Regions from separate parts of the Mus musculus genome. Here region 2 is linked to region 1. Evidence: chromatin loops called from intact Hi-C (ENCODE). Cell type or tissue: left cerebral cortex. All regions are shown on one strand. Each heading gives the region's core, and the rest is flanking DNA. Links, peaks and the distances in the headings are about the cores only.

The links. Peaks named below come from ENCODE experiments on the same cell type or tissue, not always from the same donor. Only the 100,000 strongest peaks of a DNase experiment are listed, where the experiment ranks them.
Region 2: a loop joins it to region 1, with 2.6 times the contacts of the local background. A loop is called at or near these places in 17 of 42 quality-filtered maps.

Annotation. Positions count from the first base shown.
Region 1 is chr19:58,074,229-58,082,566 of GRCm38, reverse strand. All of the region lies in intron 28 of Atrnl1 (attractin like 1), which reads right to left. Among named protein-coding and RNA genes, the nearest start is that of Gm50287, 21 kb to the left of the region's middle. In left cerebral cortex, for the core only: no CTCF peak of the experiment used is centred there; a DNase peak (open chromatin) is centred at 4,620.
Region 2 is chr19:58,465,211-58,473,548 of GRCm38, reverse strand. No RefSeq gene overlaps it. Among named protein-coding and RNA genes, the nearest start is that of Gm41876, 13 kb to the right of the region's middle. In left cerebral cortex, for the core only: a CTCF peak has its summit at 3,949; DNase peaks (open chromatin) are centred at 3,951 and 5,013.

The DNA.
Region 1 (8,338 bases), core at 160-8,159:
CCAGGGCTGCTCTGAACCTTCCTCTGCCTCCCTTTCTGCTTCTATCCTCTGAGTTCTTCACCCACCCATGCACCCAGGAACCAACTGACTGTCAGGCAGGTCAGAGCTGAACACACTGGGGTAAGTGACTGAGAGTTATCTTGACACTGTCAGACTTTGTTGCTGTGGACGAATTACTCGACAGAAACCAGTTAGGGGCAGGGGGACTTATTTTGGCTCTTGGTTTCAAAGGTTTCACACTAGAGGGGGTTGGCCTGCATCAAGGCAGAAAACAGAAGGGCGGAGAAACAGCTCACATAATGGCCGCCAGGAAACAGAAAGATAGGATAAAGATAACAGTCTTCTATCTTCTCCCCTTCACTCTTCCAGCACTCCTGTCCTATTGGCTGCTGCTGTCACATCCAGGACAGGGCTCATCACTTTCTTTAGTCCTCTCTGGAACTGTCCTTGCAAACACACCCCAGAAACATGCTCTCCCTATACTGGCATCTCTCATGCCATCAGGCTCACAGGCTTACTGATCTCTGTCTTTGTCCTGCTTCAAGAGTATTACATGGTATATATTTCAAGTTTTCCCACATCCCTGATTCTTGTATATCCTGAGCCTGTGGAAAGATGATTCATCACTATTCCATTAATTCAGAAAGTACCACAGGATTGTTTCTAGTCAATGACAAGTCAACACAAGTAGCAAGCCATTCCTGGAACTGAATATCTAAGAGATGGCAAAGCATCATTATGCTGAGATACCCTTGCCAGCCACATGCTAGGCAAATGGGAGAAGAAGGAGGGCGCCTAAACCCTGAGCCAAAGGAGGGGATGCATTGTGTAGTTTATAGTACAATGAATATGAGAGAAATTACACTTTCATTTATCTTTTTTTAGCAGCAAATGGTTACTTACATTGAACAACAGAGGGCAGAAATATGTGTAGTAATAATTATTATAGAATAATATATTATAACAGAATAATAAATTGATTATTACATTATAGACTAATACACTAACAAAATTCTTGTATGTATGTAAGGAGGGCTTCATTTGGGAGAGCCATGTGGTTTTCATCCAGATCAAGTGTTTGTGAACCATGTGACAGCCGAGGAGGAGGAGGGCAGCCTGCTCCACATGGATGAGCTGCTTGTGACTAGAGGGAGAGTTGCTTGTATTAAGACCTGTCGCACACTACTACCATCACACACACAGCACCAAGCAACACGGTAAGATTATTGCGAGAAAGAAAGCCATGCCTTTCTGTGGCTAAAAGTCAGTGATGGGAATGGATACGAATCCAGGATCACAGAAATGAGTGCTGAGTCATAACTGTGATAAAGTGCAAGGTCAGAACAGGGGTGGCCCGACTAAGAAGCTTAGAGAAGGTTCTCTGAGGAAGAAATAATCAAGTCAGGGTCTCACGAATGCTGAGATCTACACAGGTGAATGTAAGGTGCTGGAGGAACCCAGTCTGAGGAGATTTCTCCCACCAAGAATGTGGTCTTAGCCAGGCAGGCGGGTGTGATATCAATCAACATACCGCAAGGTTTTATCTTTATTATACAGGCCATGGAAAGTCATGAGAATGTTTTATGCAAGATGGTGAAAAGATAGGACATAGGCATTCAGGATTACCCTGTTGTTCCTAGGACATAGATCTGAGGTTACAGATGGAAGGGGGGCTGATCAGGAAGACACTAAGCTATGTCCAGAGAACAGACAATGATTCTGGTGGGGAGAGAGAGAGAGAGAGAGAGAGAGAGAGAGAGAGAGAGAGAACTTTAATTTTTTAAACCTTATTTTTAATGATGGTTCTTAAATGCTTTAACCTCTCTTCTAGCCCAGAGGTAGTGGGGGAAAAAAAAGGATACAGGGAAGTGGACTTGTTTAGAAATGTTTTCTGGTTTTTGGAGTAATTCCCATTTGTGTTGTCAGGCATAGTCGGCAGTGGTTGCTAGATCCACTTGTAAACACTTCACAGATATAACAACAGTCTAATTTGGTGGGGTCAAGATAACTAACACAAATCAGCAGCAGTGACACTACCTAGCAGAGATGGCCAGGCCTCAGCCTAGGCACAAACCGGTAAGAGAGACCAGGGCCAACAGGAACGCTGTGCCTTTCCTCAACAACACGAAGATCAACGAAGACTCAAGACCAACAAGTATTATACAACTAACTCTATAAATAAGCCTAGCCCAGCCAAGCCAAGCTCTGCTTGTCACTGTCAAGTATTTTCGATACTCTCTCCAAACATCACATGCCCTCCACGGGTCTTGTCTCAGCACATGTCTTGCCTCAACACATGAGTCTGTCTCAGATGACATCTCTTTGACAATCAGCTTGAGCCCACAGAAGAGACAGGAAACTATAACACATCACTAGAAGTTTTTTTTTTTTGGTGTGTTTCTCTCTATGGAGCCTCTACAAATGACGCTCAACTACACAATGTAAGACAGACCAATACATTTGTGTCGTTAACAAAAAAAATCCTTCATTTCGTGTCCTTTCGCGTGTTTGCTTTAACAGAACATCCTTTCACGAGTATCTACTTCAGCTAAATGTTCCTTCACAAGTCTTAGTCTTTAGCCTGGGTCCATGTTAGGAAAACACTCCCTCACATGTTTGCCCCAACAAAGCACCATTCAACACAACTGGCTTTCCAAAACACCCTTAAATTTCCTCTTCAGGGTAGGAGAACAAATGTCAGGGGACACGGTGATAAAATTACAATAGGGACACAACAGAGGAGAGCAGGTGGCTCGGTCAGACACTGGAACAAGAAAAACTGGAGTAAAGAACTTACAGAAGACAAAACCAGACCTGAGGCCAGTGCTGTAGTCCACACGTTTGTGTTTCCCAAACTCAAATGTTAAAACCTGAGACAGAGCATGAGGTGAATATTAGATCAGGGAGAAGTGTAGGGGGTGGTCCTGAAGCTGTCCTGTTCCCCAATTGGTTCTTGATCTGTCAGTAAAGAAACCATGGGCCAATTGCTGGGCAGAAGGAATAGGCGGGACTTCCAGGTCCCTGGAGGAAAAGAAGACAGAGGCAAGGGAGGGAAAAGAGTTTCTCAGGCTTCTGATGGAGAGGAGGTGACCATCCATGTGAAATCTCAAAAGGGAATGGCCACACAGGATGCTCCTACACGGGGCCAAATGGGGATGGGAGGTGCGGAGATAAGAATATTACTAAAAGCACGCTTTTCCAGGTGGGAAATACTAGTGCCCAGCAATTGTGTCATAAGACAAGTTGAAAATGAGCAACGTGTGTGTGTGTGTGTGTGTGTGTGTGTGTGTGTGCGCGCTCGCCATCAAACATAGAAAGGTATCATTGCCAAGCATCGTGTTATGACAGCTTTATAAAGTAAAGCATGTTCAAGGTGGGCATCAAATTTAACTGCTATGGATACAACTTCATCCAGCCTTCTTCTCCAAGAGGAATTAGATCATCTTGGAGATGGAGTAATTTAAGGAGATTGTTTGGAATGGATGATTTCAGGAAAATTCAACATTTAAATATTCTTTCAGAGGACTGCCATGCTACGATCACAGTGACAGGTCTCCACAGGGCTGGGAAGACGCCTCAGGCCTAGGGCTCTGCTCCCAGCACTCATGCTGGGTAGCTTACAACTGTCTGTGACTCCAGAGGAATAGATGCCTTCTTCTGGCCTCCACAGGCCCCTGTACTCACATGTGCATACATGCATACATACACATGAAGAAAGATAAGAAAACACTGAAAATAATAACTTAAAAAAATGTGGATACAGGGACTGGGGAGATGGCCCGAATGAGAAAGTTCTGTTGTAGAAGTATGAGTATGTAAAAGTCCATTTCCCAGCACCTGTGTAAAAGTCAGGCACACTTGTAATTCTAATTCTGGCAAAGTGGAGATGAGATGATCTTTGAGATTTGCTGGCCAGCTGGCCTAGCCTGCTCAGTGAGGTCCAAGTTACAGTGAGAGACCTTGTTTCAAAAAATAGAGTGGACAGCTCCTTTGGAACAACACCTGAGACTGTCCTCTGGTCTCTTCGTATTTGTAGGCAGGTGTTCACATACATGAATGCACGTGTGTGCACCCGCACATAAATAGACACCGTAATAAACAGAAACCAAGCAGAATCATTAGGAACTATCAGCATTACAATATATATTATGAAAAACACTTAGCTGAAATGCTCACGTGCAATACTGTAAAGAGGCAAGACACAGTAGCATATGGGTGTGCCTGTGTCCATCCGTGGGTGTGTGTGCATGTGTGCTGTGAGATTACATCAGACAAGAGATTCCAACTACAGACAACTAAGAGTTAACACTGTCATGAGATTATATGTGATTTTGATTGGCTTTTTTTTTTTTTTTTTTCTGTATGGTTTGAGAAATAGACTTTCTCTGGTGTATTTTCATTTGTGCTGTGATCAGATAAAAACTTTTTTTTTTAAAGAATCTGAATACAAAGCATGGGATACAAACCAACTGGATTTAATAGCTTACCCTCTAAGATGACTGGGAAGTATTTGTTATCTGATGTGCACCAGAAAGGAAAAAAAAAAGTAAGATTTGCTTAGTACAACTCAGCCGCAGAGGTGTGTAAAACCATGATGGGGATCTCCTGGGGGTGGAAGGCAGCATCCTCCCACCTCTAGGAGCTAAAGCTATATTATAAATTCTTGACATGGCAGGCAGTCTCCTTGGGAACAGTGGGAATTCTAATGAGATGTGATTCTTTGAACCTGTCTATTTGTTTATTTATTTATTTATTGGATGAGACGCAGGGTTTACCTAAGTACTCTCTGCTTGTACAGTCACTGCTCATCATTTAATTATACAGCGAAAGCCACGGATTACAATACAGAGTACACACAGATGTAATTATAGGATAAGTACCCGGTAATTTCTATTCTCTAAAGTGAAGCTTGAATGTTAATTAGCTTTAAGCATATTACTGTAGGTGCAATTATCAGGTAATCTTTGGGAACGTGTACTTTTTAGATCGGCGTTTTATTGAGGAAACCCTACGTCGTTAGCAAGGAATATGACTTTTTAAGAAGCTGCAGAACTTTGTGCCAGGATATAAAGAAAGAATAATTAGAGAAGTCAATTTCACTGTCATCTTACTGGTATTGCTCTAGTCCCATTGTTCTCTCGCAATTCTGTCCCTATAAATGCTCAATTATTCACTATTCCTGGCTACCTGGGAGATTTGGAAAGCCTGCCTGTGAGCTGCATCCCCCATACAAACCGCCCTCAGCAGCCAAGCCCATCAAACTGAACCTGTCTCCAGCAGTTTGCATTTAAATATGAAACCGCAATGGAGAGTCCAGGTGGCAACATTTTTTGCTCCAGCAGCTGCAGCACCGACACAGGAATTCAAAAGCACAAGCCCGACAGATTAACGAGTCCCCATAATATTATCTCTGTAACGTGCAATTTGTTCTCAATGATAATTAGATATTTAGAGAGAGAGACATAATTAGGAGGAAGCGCCGTAATGCTTTTTGTTGTTGTTGTTTGCGGAGACTCTCCTGACAGCAGAGGATCTGCCGGGGGAGCACCGTGCCTCGATTGGAGCTCTCAGCTGCTGCCCATGTTGCGAAGCGGCTTAAACATTCCGCGTGGTGAATAAAACCTCTCCAAATCCAAACCTTTCTAGTTAATTGGTGTGTCGGAGCTCCCATGCTCGAAAGCAGGCAGTATCTGTTTATATGTGCCTCATAAGCACAGACTACCAAAGGAAACACCGAGCCAGCTAAAGAGAAACAAGGTAAACTCCTGTTTCCAGTTCCTCCTGGAATGACAAAGGCTGAGACAGCCCTGTGAAGGTAAGGTCCCAAGTGGAGTGTCTTCTGGCTTTCTGTGACAGCGAGTTTCCTCTTTGCTTCAGATCTAGTATTGCTGCCAGCAGAGTCCATGTGTCTATATGCACAGTTTCCTTGGAATTTTGTTTACAGAATCAATGACTTGGTTCCTCCTGGTCAGTGGAGTCAATGCCAGGCCATCTCAGATGTCATTTTCTATGCTCACTGGTAGGCCCCCACCCCCAAGCCCCAGGACCTGAGCAGATCCACTTTATGTGGGACAGATTGGAGAACCAAACTTGAAGTCAGAGTTCTTCCTACATCACCATCCTAGAAGATGCCCTTCATTTCTCCTCCTCAAGTACAGTTAATAAGCAGACTGTTAGCACCATCGATAAGTATTCTCCTTATAGTCATTGGCCTGGAGAGACAGTTCAGTGGTTAAGAGTGCTTGCTGCTCTTACAGGGGACCTAGGTTCAGTTTCTAGCACCCACAATGGGTGGTTCTCAACCATCCATCTCTAGCTCTATAGAGAGCTGATGCCCTTTTCTGTCCCCTATGGCCACCTCATGCACATGGTGCACACTTAGACTCAGGCACACACATACACGCACTCAATGAATCAACCTTTAAAAATTTCATGCAAAAGCAACTGTACTGTGCTCCTCCAGTGGCTGGCTCATTTCGTTTTGCTTCATGTATATCCAATTTATAACAACAATTTATTTAGCAAGTTATTGTGTACTAGTCCTTAGTATGAATATATGATTCCTTACCAATTATATTTTTAATGGCTGTTTAGGGTTATTTCAAATTTTTTAGCTATTAGCTATTATACATCATGTAGTCGTAAATACTCTAGTAAAAGTCTTTTGGCATATGTATAGTCCTAGTTATGTGAGGGAGATAACTAAAGGTGGAATTTCCCTGCTAGCTTCTGAAAGTGGTCATGCCTACGAAGGAGGACTTTATTTCTGTAACATAAGAGAAGATAGCTTTTGTTGTTGTTGTTGTTGTTGTTATTATTACTATTATTACTAATGCTGCTGCAGATGTGTCTGAGAGGATCTGATGGAGCTCCCTCGCAGTGTGAAGTGATTCCTTCCTGAGCATGCTTCTCAGACGATTTTGAAGAATGTCTAGGGCCTACAGGTGCCTCCTACCATCTGCACAAAGCCTAAGCCAGATCTGTTGTTGCATACAATGGGAATCTGTGATTAATGAGAGCTGCAGGCTTGTGTCTTGGATAGTCCATTGCATCAGTGCCGTATCTGTATGAGCTTTAGGGGCAAGGGGCAGGGACAATGTACAACTGGATCCCGAGAGCTCAGACAGAGCTCAAGTTACAAAGTAACCTTGGCTCATTCATTTGAAATGCTCAGGAATAACTAGTGCCTGTTAGGGAGGCAGGGAGCCCAAAAGGCGTCCTGTCAGGCTCGTCTCTCCATCTCCGCCACACACCCAGCTCTGCTGGGATCCAGTGGGAATCATAATACATGTATTTATTTCTTCATTTTCAGTATTTACTCTATGCTTCCTATAATTCAACTTCCCCCTTGAGACAACACATGCTTGTTAAAGTTAAGTCCTGATCATGTGACCCTTGCCATTTAGCAACTGTGCTAGGACCTTGATACATTTGTACTGGTATATTTGGTGGTATTAGGGTGGGAGCCTTGGAAATGAATACAACTTGTTGAGAAGAGTGGACTTTATCTTGTCAGAGATGAGCCCTCGGAATCCATCAGTGACAAAATGGGCTGTTGTGCATTTGAGAGATACCTCTAAGCACCAGGGTAGGAAGAGAGCTGGTGGAGGCAAACACGGAGGTCAGGACAGACATCTAGAATCAGTAAACTACATATAGGACACCGAAATGTATGTGGAAGGAAGAGCTTTAGTTGGGTCACACGGACCTCGGTCCTTCGCAGCTTTAGGGCTGAAACAGTAGAGTCTTCAAATCCCGGTGACTGCATTTATAAAACAGACACAGTAGAGAGAGAGCTGAAGAGGCCAGCTTTCAGTAGGGCTCCATCCAGGACAGCCATCTTGCTTTCTGAAGCGCAGGGACTGCCTTTGAGAAATCAGAGTGGGATCAACACTAGAGTTTGGCTGAATGTAAAGCGTCAGGGGTAGTCGAAATGTTGGTCAGGTGAGCCAGAGAGAGGGGAGGAAGGAATGCAGTGAAGCTAGGGAGCTCACAAGAAGGAGCAACCATGTCTCACACAGGAGCTTCCAGCAGAGTGCTGCAAACGCTCTGTAGAGCCAACTACTGAGCAGGAACTCCTGACAGACAGAGGGGTAAGTTTGGAGCTGAGGACCTGGGCTGTAGGGACTCAGGGAGAGAACATTTGATCAAAGGCAGTGGTAGCCACTGGTGGCCTTGGTGATGCAAGGCTCAGGATGGATGTGGGTCGGGTAGTGGGGTTGGGGGAGGCAGGCTCAGAGACAGCAGCCCCACAAGCACATGAGCCATCATCTCTGGGGGGATCTCTTAGGGGGTCCAGAGACTCAGCAAATACCCTGGGCAGGGCCTCACATAGACA
Region 2 (8,338 bases), core at 171-8,170, 390 kb before region 1:
TGTTCTAAATGAAGATGTTTCAAATTTTTAATTTCAGATATTTTTAAGGCCTTATTTTTTGTTGTGTTTTGTTTAATTCATACTTTAATCTCTGAAACAAAGGAAATAAAACCTTTAAACGTAAGTTAAAACTTCTCCCCCTTTCCTCTGCATCTTGTTTTCTTTTTTCTTTTTCATTTGTGTGTGTGAGTTTCTGTGTGCGTGTGGTTGTGTGTGCATGCACATGTGATGGGTATGTGGTGTGTGTGTGTGTGTGTGTGTGTGTGTGTGTGTGTGTGTGTTGCATGTGCCTGTTACTGATTATGCACACATGGAGGTCAGGGGACAACTTGACAGTGTTAATTCTCTTCTGACACATGGGTTCCAGAGATTGAACTCGGGTCAGTTTTGGCATTAAGATATTTACTTCGATGCCTACCCTCTATAGCACAAGAGTGTGTCCCTGTTAAACAAATAGAATTTGGTTTTTGGTTCCTTCCAAATTGTTTTCTGTGAAGCACACGTACTTGTTTGTCCAAACGATTTTTTTTTTTTTATTGAAGATCGGTTTTATCACATTCGTGTCTGGTGTGCACTACACTGTGAGTTACCCAGTCCTCATGCTGAGAGCTATTCAGACGTGATGAAGAAATGGTTGCTACCTTCAAGACACTTGAGACATCCATGAGGTGAAACATTATTCTGTAACACTCGGTGGATGGTGATTAATGTCACCCACGCTCAGTGCAGTCTGTATTCAGGAAAGCATTCTCCTGATTGTTGTAGTCTGACACCACCTTTACCTCTGACTCAGGCCTTTGTCATCCATCTGTCACTAGGCATTTTTTTTTTTTGTAATATTGGGTCTTCTACAAATGATTTTGACTGCAAAGGCCTCCTCTGTTTTCTCTCTCAAAGAATCATCCCTTTCTCAACAAGGTGTCAGGGTCACCATGTGGCACCTGTAGACTCTGGTGGGAGTGAGATTCACTTTTCAATGTAGAAACTAAGAATTCAATGCTGGTATTGCACCAGTAAGCAAAGGAGGGATTAATAATCCCCTTACTGCAGCCCAGGTGCCTAGAGATAAGTGTGTTCACTATTGAGAGAGTCTTTGGCTTTCATGGAGAACAGCACACAGGAAAATTATCAGTATTTACAAGTGATTTTGGGAGAACACTAAAGTTAAAGGAATGAAGGATTTCTGTTTTTGGCACCTAGCACCATACCTGGTTCATGGCACTGAATGGAGCAGATAAATGACCATGGTACTTTTTATATTTAATAAGGTTTGGGAATAGAATATACTTAACACATATATATTGAAGGAAGGATTGATGAAAAACTTGTCATGGAATTCAACTGAGTTATGGCTCTCATCTGTAGTCATCATGCTGATAAATATGCTCACAGAAGTTCCAGTATCTTAGTGGCTCGGTTGCTGGTAGGAGTCCCATCACCCAGGATCACTAGATAAGGAATGCAAACTCCCTTCACCTCTTCAGCTCCTTTCTACTCAAGCTTGCAGGTCAGTTTGACTTTGTTAGAGAGATTTCTCCACCGCTTGCTGATGCCCAGCTCAGGGTCCACCTGTATCTGTCACTTGTGTTGTCAAATAAGGTAAACATGAAGATTTCTGTTTGAACTGATACTGTTCTTACATACCTAGCAGCATTATCCATAGCCAAGGGTGAGCAAAGTCTAGAGGAAAGATGGCAGGCACATACACACAATCTTAGTCTTAGAAGGAAGAACATTCTAATATATGTTAGACTATGGGTGGCCTTTGGGACAGGATGCTGGGTACCTGGAGAAGAGCGGGAGATGATCAAAGGCTGGACGTAGAAAGTATTGATGGTTACATAACCATATAAACGTACTTAATGAGGCTCAACTTAAAATTGATCGAAACATAATATGCTGCCAGTTGTGCTTTGCAGCAAATTGCAGAGTGGAGCCTCGTGGCATGCTCCTTGTATGAGTGATCCTTGGCTCACTCAACCAGAAAAGGGAGAGAGGACAAAGGTATGAGAGAAGAAAGGTGCAAAGGAGGAAATAGACTTTTTCCTGGTGAATATGGTGCAAAACCTGGAAGACAACAGTGCAATCCGCATTAGCTTCCGTGCTTCTGACTTCACGGGAATCTATGCTCTGCAGTTGCTGGGCTTCACCAAAGCTCTGTAAGTGCAAGGCTAAGGTCTGTCTGTGCATGTTCAGTATTGAGTAAAATCCTTGTCTTGGAGCAGTACTCGCTGTGTATTTACTGCGTTATTGTGTTTCAACATGAGCGGTGTAGTTCTTACTTGTAAAATGAATGGAGTTGTCTCGAATGGTTCATAGGATGCAGATCTGAGGCAATTAGAGAACTGTGCAAGGTGTCTGAGGGGGAGCAAAGAGTCAGACCTTGGAAATTTATTATCACCACTCAGAGGAGGCATTGGGTTGTTCGAGGTTTGGACAGAGGGAATTGCAAACTCAGCTACGTCATGCCTCAATTATGGTTGGTTCTGATGCCAACTTAACACAGAATAACAGGACCTGAGTAAGAGCCTTACCAGAAGAACTATCCTGACTGACTTAACTGATATGGGAAGACCCACCCCAACGTGGGCAGCACGTTCTAGTAGCACTCCTGATAAAAAGAATATGGTAGACGAGTGATTACCTGTACGAGTGATTATGGTAGACTGGCCTTACCTCCTGCTTCTGAGTTTATGTACCTGTGCGGTGGCGGCGGCTCCTCCTCCTCTTCCTCCCCCTCCCTCTCCTTCATTGACAGCACAGCTAGTATTTCTAGGCTTCCACCAAGGCCTAAGGACCGCTGATTGCGAATGTTGAGGTATTGCACCTTGTAGACTGAGAAAGTGCTAGATAATTAACTCCCCCACTATGAAACTGCTACTGTGGGCTACTCTGACTACTGAGGCACCTACCCCAAGGACAAAGTAACTACCCAGTTCTCAGCCTCTCTAGTGGGAATCCGTTGATGTTCCTATTTTAAAATAAGATGGCTTAATAGATTCATATCTATGTATGTGTGTATACATGTACATACACATACATTGCCTTGGTTCTATTCCTTTAGCAAACCCTAACTAGTATAGCCACCTAGCAGGCAATGTGAGCCTTCATCAAGATAGTCCCATATTACCTGACACATAAAGTAGGAGGAATTGGATGGATGAAGTTGTACATGCCACATGACTGAGAGCTCCCTGTAGGTACTGTGTGAGTTCATACCCAATGTCAGATCTCTGGATTGTTCAAAAGAAGCTGGAAATAGGATTTATTTTTGAGACAGGCTTCTCAGTGTAACAAACCTTAGCTGTCCTGGAATTCTCTAGGTAGACCAGGCTGGCCTTGAACTCCCAGAGATCCGCCTGCCTCTGGCTCCCTGTACTGAGACTAAAGGCATTTGCTACCATATCTGGTTTCATCTGAAATTTTCTAATTGTGTAAGCTGCCTATTTAAAGGTTTATAAAGCTCAGTGCACACAAAAACGTAACAAAATCACTTCTTTTTTTTTCTTTTCTTTTCTCTTCTTTTCTTTTCTTTCTTTCTTTCTTTTTTTCTTTTCTTTTTTTTGTAGTTTTTAATGGGCTGTATGTTCGCATCTGCTAATCTGTCCTAAGGCTCAGGCTGTGCCGGGCAGAACCAGTATCTTCTGTCTCAGTCAGTATCACTGTACCTGTGCATCCGGGAGACCGTCTAATTCAGATCCATCAAAATGGAAAGAAAGGGTGATGTCTCCCGTCTTATAATTAGCCCGCTGTGAGTGGAGTTCAAGGGTCTCCAGGGCCAGGATGGAGGTTTGAATGCACTGAGTGCTGCTGACAGGACCACAGCCCCACAGGCTGGGACAGTAGTGTCAGAGGGCTGTGGTGGATGCTCATTTTGAATCGGTTTTCCTGCAGGTTTCTTGTTGAGCTAGTTAATGTCTTACGTACACTGGGAAGGACAGAATCGTTTTCCACAGCCAGGGGGCGCTAGCAGTCCGCCTTTCGTCTACAAATGGACGCTCTATCATTTGCAAGTCTAAGAACGAATGAGTTTTTTCCCCCACGGTTGCCTGTAAATATTAATACTTTAATATAATAGAAATATTTTAATCCATATGCAGAATGACTGATCTACTTTGCCCAATCGTTTTCTTTATCTCTCTGGTTTTCCTCTTTTTAAACTTTTTGATTTTATGTGGACTGTATTTAGAAAACAGCTGAATTAGAATGTAAATTCTGCAGGAAGGGATTGCTCATGCCAGGTCACCACAGCATGCATTGAAGTGGACAGTCTTTGATTTGAATCTTATCTGGCCCATTTAAGGGTAGACTACACCTCGATGTTGATAAATAACAAAATAATAATAATAAATCCTCTGTCAAAGTAACATAATTTACCCACTTAAAAACCAAACTACTTACTTCCCAGCTGTTAGGGTTGCTCAAGAAGAGGAGAAAGAGGCAGAGTGTCTGACGTTGCCTCTGCTTGTTTCTCTGGCTACTTTGTTCTTGACATTTCCTCTATCGAGGCATTGAAATGTGCTAATTTAGCCCTAATTCTCGGCTGCTCCCTAGGCCCTCCATTCTGCTCTAAGTCACGTTTTTAAAGCACTTAGAGGCATTTACTGGACAGACTTACAAATCTCCATCCTGTTTCCACAGCTCAGTCGCATACAAAAGGCTGAATACCCCACTTCCCTGCTGCCTCCGTTCCCTAAAAATATTGATTGTGGTCAAGGCGGGAGGCAGAGGAAAATTTCTCTCGTGTAGGCAAAAAAGCTACAGAAAAGAAAAAACAACAACAACAACAACCTTTTTTTGAATTGGTTTCTTTCAGATGCTAAATGCCCACTTCCTCTTTCTTATCAGCCACTTTAATGTACTACTGGAAATAAACTTAAACAAGTACCCACACATACTTTCAGTTTCCTGAATATACCAAATGTTGCTGTTTCCCAGATGTACTGACTTCGGGAAAATAGAAAATGTGCTTTATTCCAGACCTTTCTTTCCAATTTGCAAACCCAAGAGAGTTTAAGGGAAATGCAACCCAGATGCTTCTGGGCATTCACACTCCCACGGACTTATCTAAAGCAACCTTTTCCTTTATGACAGTAATTTGATGTCTGTGAAGCTTTTAAAAATAAATCTTGGGACTTCTCTTTTTAAAATAAGGAAACAGAAGTTTCTATGGAGAATATTAAATTAGTATAAACCCTTAAAAACTTATCTTTGGCTTTAAATGTAAAACGTCATTTCGTTAAAAGTGGCTTCTGAACTCACTTCAAAGCTGTCACATTATGTATTTGCTGGTATACTGTCATTCCTTTATGCGTTGTTTCAAGACCCCTTTGTGTAGTGAATCATTCATTCATTCATTCATTCATCCATCCATTCAGCTTATGAGGTATCTGGTCTGCCTGGCTTGCCGTGCAGACAAGTGATGGAGACACAGCAGCAACAGACAGGACCCTGTCCTCATGAAACTTGGTATCTAGGAGAAAAGAGACAGTGAACAGAGCCACAGTCGGATGAGAGCATGCAAGGGGACAGGCAGAGGCGCCTTGCAGGGCAAGTCTCTGGAAAGCTGACCTCAGCCTAATAAAAAGCTCAAGAGCTAGGGCTGGGCAAAGAGCCAGGCTGAGGAAATAGCAGGTATCAAGGTCTAGGGTATGACCCAAAGGAGGCCCAAATGTCTAGGGATTACCAAGTTAAGGGGGTGAGTGCTAGATAATGCTATGATGATCGTGCAATACTACAGGAGGTCCCCACCTGTCTCTTAGGATTCACAGCACCGTCTACATGGAGCCAAAGAGGCTATACCAGCACGACACACCTCTCAGACCAGTGTCTCCAGAAAGGCAGAGAAATGCCTCTGGCTGTGAACTGTTTTAGCTATGTGCAGCTAGATAAAAGCATAAGTAAATGTTTGTGTGGGTGTCTGTACACAGGTATGGGTATGAATGTATGTGTGTGCATCCTTTGGATTTTACTGAGTCCTGCCACACTGTGGCCATTGCTGTAGTTAAGTTCTTCCTTCTCTTAGCTTTGCAGCAACCTCTTCAGTCCCCCAGCCTTGGCCTCTGTTTCCTGGTGTGTGTGTGTGTGTGTGTGTGTGTGTGTGTGTGTGTGTGTGTGTGTAACTGTTTTCTTGCTGGGAAAGAACTGTTTTCTTGCTGGGAAAGGGTCTCCATGCATAGCCCAGACTGGCTTCAAACTTGTAATCCTACTGCCTCAGTGTAGCAGTTTGGATAGGTCTGGCCCCCATAGACTTATGTGTTTGAATGCTTGGCCTATAGGGAGTGCCACTATTAGGAGGTGTGGCCTTGCTGGAGCGGGTGTGATCTTGTTGGAGAAAGTGCATCACTGTAGGGGCAGGCTTTGAGGTCTCCTATGCTCAAGCCATGCCCAGTGTGTGACACAGTCTCCTGCTGCTTGCAGATCAAGATGTAGAGCTCTAAGCTCCTTCTTCAGCTCCCTGCGTGCTGCCATGTTTCCTGTCATGGCAGTGATGGACTGAATGTCTGAGCTATAAGCCAGCCCCAACGAAGTGTTTTCCTTTACAAGGGCTGTTGTGGTCCTGGTGTCTCTTCACAGCAATAAAACTCAAAGACGGCCAGCTTCCCAAGGGCTGTGCTTTCTTTTGGTTTAATAATGTCTCCTGCTGAAGCATCCTAAACAAATTGCCGATAAATGGCTCTGCCATCAGAATCCAGGGCAACCTCTCCCCAAATCTCCCTCAGCAGTCCTGGCCCCTCATTCCTGTGCTGCAGTCATCCAGCTGTGTGCACCTTCTTCTCTTTTACTGGTAACCCGACTTCTCGTGGACTCTGAGAAAGATCACGAACAGGGCCTTAAACATAAAATTGTCAAGTACATAGAGAGAGGAAAAGGTTGATTTACTAGACCTTGAACTGTGACCCTCATGCAGTGTTCAAATCATAACTGCACCACCTCAGAAAGTGATCTCACTTTGGAGAGCAATAAAGTTTAAAAAAAAAAAAAAAAAAAACAAGGTCATTAAGATGGACTCCAGTTTAATATGGTGTTCTTATAAAAAGAAGAACACGCAGAATGTGTGTGTAGAGGCACATACATACACGCATGAGGGTAAGTAAATATGGAGATAGCTCAGTACCACCTTGACCCTTTGTAAATTGCATCATTTGACGACCCAGAACAAAGTAAAAATTAAGACTCTGTATTAAGAGTTTTGAGACCTGTTGAATGTTCACAGCTCAGCACAGACTTGGGAGGAGTCCTCTAAAAATCAGGGGGTCCTGTGTGACTGCACAGGCCTCATCGTCACGTCAGCCCCATTTTGATGATTCAGTGTAGACCTTTGCAATCTTAAACCACCGTCCACTCAGTTCAGAAACTACGTTTAGAATAGTTGTGTGTTGAGCGTTCCCCTGAGCACTTGGATGGACGTGATTGCTCTCCAGGACATAAGAGTCAGCATATGGTAGTGTTCATTGGCTGTGATGCATCATGGGAAAAGAAGACAAGGCAAGTTCAATGAAGAAAAAGATGCATGATATACGGTGCATCAGAACCCAGGCGCAAGGTTCCCAGGGTCCTCTGTTGCAGGTACATGGTCTGTTCTTAAAGGTTCTCCCTGGAGATTCAGTGTCCAAAGGTTCTATTGGAATCTGGAATCACTGCCTAAAACTGTAGCATTAGTGAGTGTTCACATTGACAGGAAGTACCAAGTTCAGGGACACAGCAGCTTTCCCCAGTGCTGTGCTTGCTTTTGATTTAATGTCTCTTTTCTGGTAAAGCATCGTAAACAAATCGCGGATAAACTGCTCTGCCATCAGAATCCAAGGCAATCACTGGTCCCCACTCAGGCTGAGGAGACATCGTGTCAACAAATTCAGGTTCCTTCTGTTCAGCCATTCGAGCCGATCCCTCTAGAGAGCCTATAAAAGATGACACACCAGTGAAGGATCTCCATGCCTCAACTGCACACCTTGCATGGGTGTGAGGGCTTCCTGTGCCACCTTTCCAGCCCTGCATTCAAGTTTTGTGGGCATGGTTGTGTGTTTTTTAGCACAGTATCCCAACATCTGAATACCAGTTTCCAGAAGCCACTCTGTTTTAGAGAGTTCTGTGCCGGTGTGCTCCAGGCTTCTGTGTGTGGTGATGGTTCAACCCTTTCTCTGTCCGACCAAGGAGCCATGAAATCAGTCACGATTAAGTGCATTTGGACCAAAATGGTTCTGAACCAATTCTCTCAAAAAATGTTTGTGGTTTAATGGGTGTATTAAGTATGCCAATGCTTTAGGAATGAATGCTTGACATCTAGGGTAGGATAATCATTGGTTACATCCCCGTAGAACTAGAGGAGTTCAATGGT